Linked DNA regions of Homo sapiens: region 2 is linked to region 1. The links are chromatin loops, found by intact Hi-C in ENCODE. Cell type or tissue: K562. All regions are shown on one strand.

Region 1 (2,500 bases):
GCCCAGTCACTTCCTTCTGGCATGAGGTCACCCCAACTTTGACCCAGCTCTATGCACAAACAAGTAAAAGTCTAAGGAAGTGTTCTGTTGTGTTTATTCTAGCTGCGCATGTCAAATTGCTTTTAGCAAGGCTGAATCTGTTTAATGCTGAGAATGGGAGGTGGCTGACAACCCTTTTTAACAGTACAGACAATTCTGGCTGAGTACCCAGTTTACACAATTGCATCTGTAAACACATGTGGTGGAGGTGGTGGTAATAGACTTGTATTATGGTTCGCTTAGTTCCTGAGTACGTGATTAATACTAATTGTAACTACAAACAAGTACTGAAGCTACTCCTCTGCAGACAAAAAAAAAATATATATATATATATATATATATATTTTTGTCTTTAAACCCATTTATTACCAGGCTTCAGTGAGTACAGAGTAGTAGGGTGGCCTGGGGTAGACAGCTGTAGCCAAAGCAATGTCTATGCACACTATCTCTATGAAGAGATCATATAAATCTATATTCAGAAATTTTTTAATACAAAAAATCAATTACTATTAACATTTTCACTAAGTTATAATAAATCCAATCCCAATGTTTTCTACATTAAATTGTTTATTGTTCTCTGTTACATTTAAAATGAAATCTAAACTGCCAGTATAAGGAATCCAGTATCTTTTACAAACTATCTCCAACATATCTCCCCATCTTTATCTTAAACCACTACCTACCAGCTCTCCTGTTCCCCAGAACACACTCCCTGATCGTGCTATCCAGAACTAACCATTTTCGGAGTGTGTTATTGGCCAAGATTGCCAACTGTAGGTCTGTGGGCCCATCCATCCTGCAGACATGTTTTGTTTGGGCCTGAGAGTGTTTAAAAAGATTTTTGTTTGGACATTTTACAGAACTTCTATTTTTCTCTCCTTCCTGTAGAAGATAGCTAATTAAAAAAAAAAGAACTTTAATTTTTTTTTGTAAAGAAATGGAAGATTCACTAACATTGGGCCCACATCCTGCATGGCAGCAAACAGTCAAAGCTAAGTAATTGCTGTTTGCTTGAAATGTGGCATGTTCTCTAGTTCTCTACAATCTCCACCCCTTTTCATTGCATCATTCTTAGCTGGTCATTCATTTTCTTTATCTGATTTGTCTCCATAGGGTCACACACTTTATAATTCCATATTGTTCCCTCATGCTAGTTCCTCTTTGGGAAATGTTCTGAGTTTCTCTCCCATATGCTTCTACTAGTGCCAACCCAGTATCTCCTCCTCTGTGAAGTCCTTCATTTGTGATCCTTTCTCATTCGTCTGTGATCCCTGATACACACTGTTAGCATAGGACTGACCACAATATATCAACATTCATTATAAACAACAACTCCCTGACTACTGGTCTCCTCAAGTACAAGAATCTCTGTTACTATTTATCTCTGTATCACCAATATTTAGCACTGATGATAATGAATGAGTAAGTATACAAGACAGTCATAACGTGATATAGAAAAGTCTCAATAAATTCCCATGACATTGAAGGGAAAGTGACTATTTTTTCTGAGTCAGGCGTCAATTGGGTTAACAGTGGTTGAAAGTGGAGCAAAAAAGTAGGGTAGCAATAAAGTTAAGAACACAAGCAGAATCCTTGCGTAAGAACAAATTCAGAAAGCAGTACATACCTTCCAAATACAGATAGGTAAAATAGAAAAAGAAGAAGAGAGGAAGGAGAAGGAGGAGAAGATGAAGGAGAAGAAAAGGGAGAAGAAGATGAAGACAACATGAGGAAAACTGTGAAGGAAACAGAGACATGAGGAGAGTATTTGTATTTACATTCTGTAGCTAAAACCATTTTCAAATGAAGTCGTATTGTTCTTACAATTAAGGAAAGTCAATTTCAGGAATTGTTTATAAACCAATTCCTCTACATTACAGAGATAAGAGGTTCAAATTGCCAAATGTATGTTATGGAAGGAAAAACAAAAACAAGGAGAAAGTAACTCCCATTTTTTTAAACCTTTCACTAAAGAATGAAGATGGGGACCAGGGGAATAGTGAACCCTTAACATCTGAAGGGTTTGACTGCTAGGGAGACCAGAAGTTAACTGTATTTTCCTAAAGCAACAATTAGCATTACAGGGTTTTAAAATCTCTTACGTTTGCATCTTAAATTAATTCTAGTAAGCAACAAAAATATGAAGGAACTGGTGAACAGTTGTTGACTGAATGAGGCACCTGAAAAGTAAAAATTATTTGCATGCATCATAACAACAAAACGAATACCCTGTGCTAGTAAACAGTCTTCTGGTGTGTGTAAAGCAGTTCTTTACTACTCTAAGAGGTACACGTGCTCTCATCTTCTTAGAGCACCTCCTTTAGCTTCTAAGCGAAGTACTCTGACAAATGCATGCCTACAGGTCTTTAAATGTATCCTTCATACCACCTATTATTAATGTACTCTGCCTTCTTTTCTATTAGCTGCTTAAAAAGGAAGAAGAAAGAGGCATGGAGCACTT
Region 2 (2,500 bases), 180 kb after region 1:
CAAGTTAATTGTGGATAGAATGCATTCTTCTCAAGAAGCACTACTGTACTTCTCCCCTTTAATGACAGTTTTAAGTTATTATTATTTTTGTTTTCAGGCTCTCTGCGTTCGTTCTGTTTTCACCTCTCAAGGCCTAGTGGTGAATCTACAGCTTTCAGAAACTCATATTTAGATTTTCTTCCCTAGCTCTTTTTTTTTTCATTTTAAGCTATTATTTAATGAACAAAAACCATTATTAAAACACGAAGTAGAAATTAAAATACAAGAAAGGTTCATACAGTCTTGTCACATCACATGGTAAGTTCTAGGCTTTGTCAACACGTGCACATAACTTTTAAATAATTGTCATTTATCAACTTTGTGCTTACATATTTTCAGCTCTGGCTCATTTTTTCCCCCATAAATGAGGGCTAAATTTACTTGAGAATGAAACAACTTATTGTAGTTTTGTTTTCACAGGTAACCAGATAGGACTGAGGTATACAAAGTAAAAGAATGCAGTTGGGGAACTAGAAGCTCTTAAGATGCCAGTCAGCTGAGGAGGCACTGTGGCTAGAGAAGAACTGACAGAACTGTGCATGAGGCAGGTGGCAGGGTCAAATGAGTTGAATAAGAAAGCTGGTAGCTAGAGGGGCAGGGTCCCCGAGGATAAGAAGTCCATGAAACAAACATTCCAATCTCAGAATGGAGCAGCTTCTAATGTACTAGTGCCTCCTCTTTTTATTTTTTTACATCATGAGAATGAAAAACAATACCCATTGGTAAACATATGCAAAGGTTACAAAGACAGTAAATTAAAGACTAGAAAATGATAAAATCTTGGACTATCAGTTATACCATACTAGTAAACCAGGAAGGGAGCATAAAACTTACTTTCACTAGCCACATGATTAGCTGGAAAATAACCTTCCTGTCCCTTTCCTATGCTGCCATACCACCAGTCTTCATTATCTTTGAAAAACACTCGGATAATGTCTCCGCGATGGATGGTTAGTTCATCTGATCGATTCGCTGTGTAGTCATAAAGAGCCACTACCTAAGAGAGAGATAAGACCACCACAGCTTTATCACAACTGTACCACAGAGAAAACCCCCAACATTCACTTCCTCTTGCAGAAGAGCAGCTGAAACCAAAGCAGTACTTTGGTAAGTGTGAGGCTGTCTCAAGGTTTGCTAATGGGATGAGGGGTGGTGGGAACACAGCAGGAGAAGCAAGATAAAAGACTGTGGGATTGAGAAATGGTTACGAGCATTCAATACACTAAGATTAGCTTCAAAATAGCAGATGTTAATTTTTTAAAGTAAATTACTTGTGAAGCAAATAAAAAAAAGCTCACACACCATTTACTTTTTTAGAATTGTTTTATACTACCTTTATGTCTCATTCTCTGTGCTAAGCAGATGCATCTGAAAAAAAATTCTTCAGAAGGTCTACAGTTTTACAAAAAGGAAAAACTCAATGGAACAATCTGATTGTATTGCTTGGTTTACTGTTAATGTCTTTTTTTGAGATAAATTTCTCTACACACATACATATTTTTTGATGTTTTATATCAACAACTTAAGCCTTCTATCTTTAAAAAGTATCCATATAAGTTATTTTTACTTGATACGAATTTAAGAGGAAAAGCCTTTTCATGAGAATCCTCTTCTTTGTGTTACAATAATCATTATATTTGACTTCCTTTTCTTTTGAAAACCCAAGTCAAAATGATATGGCAGTGGCTGCACAGGCATTTAAAAATCCTTGGCTGGGCATGGTGGCTCATGCCTGTAGTCTCAGCACTTTGGGAGGCCGAGGCAGGAGGACTGCTTGAAGCCAAGAGTTAGAGATCAACCTGAGCAACAAAGCCAGACCTCCATCTCTATATAAAAAAACAACAAAAAAAATTAGTTGGCTGTGGTAGTGTGTGCCTGCAGTCCTAGCACTCAGGAGGCTGAGGTGGGAGGATCACTTGAGCCCCAGGGTTTGGAGGCTGCAGTGAGCTATGACTGCACTACTACACTTCAGCCTGGGTGACGCAGGAAGACCTTGTCTCTAAAAAAAAAGAAGAAGAAAAAAATCCCTTATAGTAGTTAAAGGCAGGAAGACCTCAATTCATTTTAGATTTAGATCTGATACACTGTATAAAGTAGGACATAATAACATCTATACTAAATAATACATTTATGCTGTTTTCCCCTCTACTTAAACAGTATCTGAAAATGTATAGGTTATACAACTACATATGTAATGGAAAATTACATATATAGTTATATATACATATATATATATATATATATATTTATAGCATGTCTCAGTGTGCACAGCACGTGAGAGTCCAGGGAAGAGAAACCTAAGAGTCCCATGTGGTGGGAACCCGGCATTAGACGTGAGAGCTGAGATAGAAGGTTAGGAGAAGCTGAGGCTCATGGAGTAAGCAGGGCTCAGATCATGCATGTTGATAAAGTTCAGACTCAATAATATGGCCAATGGAAAGGCACAGAAAGGTTTTAACCA

The links. A loop is a pair of places that touch in the nucleus more often than their neighbours do. Peaks named below come from ENCODE experiments on the same cell type or tissue, not always from the same donor. Only the 100,000 strongest peaks of a DNase experiment are listed, where the experiment ranks them.
Region 2: a loop joins it to region 1, with 8 times the contacts of the local background. A loop is called at or near these places in 2 of 110 quality-filtered maps.

What each region holds. Positions count from the first base shown.
Region 1 is chr6:135,146,732-135,149,231 of GRCh38, forward strand. No RefSeq gene overlaps it. Among named protein-coding and RNA genes, the nearest start is that of MYB, 33 kb to the right of the region's middle. In K562, no CTCF peak of the experiment used is centred here; a DNase peak (open chromatin) is centred at 1,120.
Region 2 is chr6:135,322,289-135,324,788 of GRCh38, forward strand. AHI1 (Abelson helper integration site 1) reads right to left here. Exons shown (of 29, transcript NM_001134831.2): 25 at 874-1,036. It overlaps LOC124901407 (a long non-coding RNA gene), which reads left to right and starts at 1,096. Exons shown (of 2, transcript XR_007059783.1): 1 at 1,096-1,146. RefSeq lists an enhancer at 558-697, a cis regulatory region at 1,039-1,186 and a silencer at 2,343-2,500. In K562, no CTCF peak of the experiment used is centred here; a DNase peak (open chromatin) is centred at 1,093.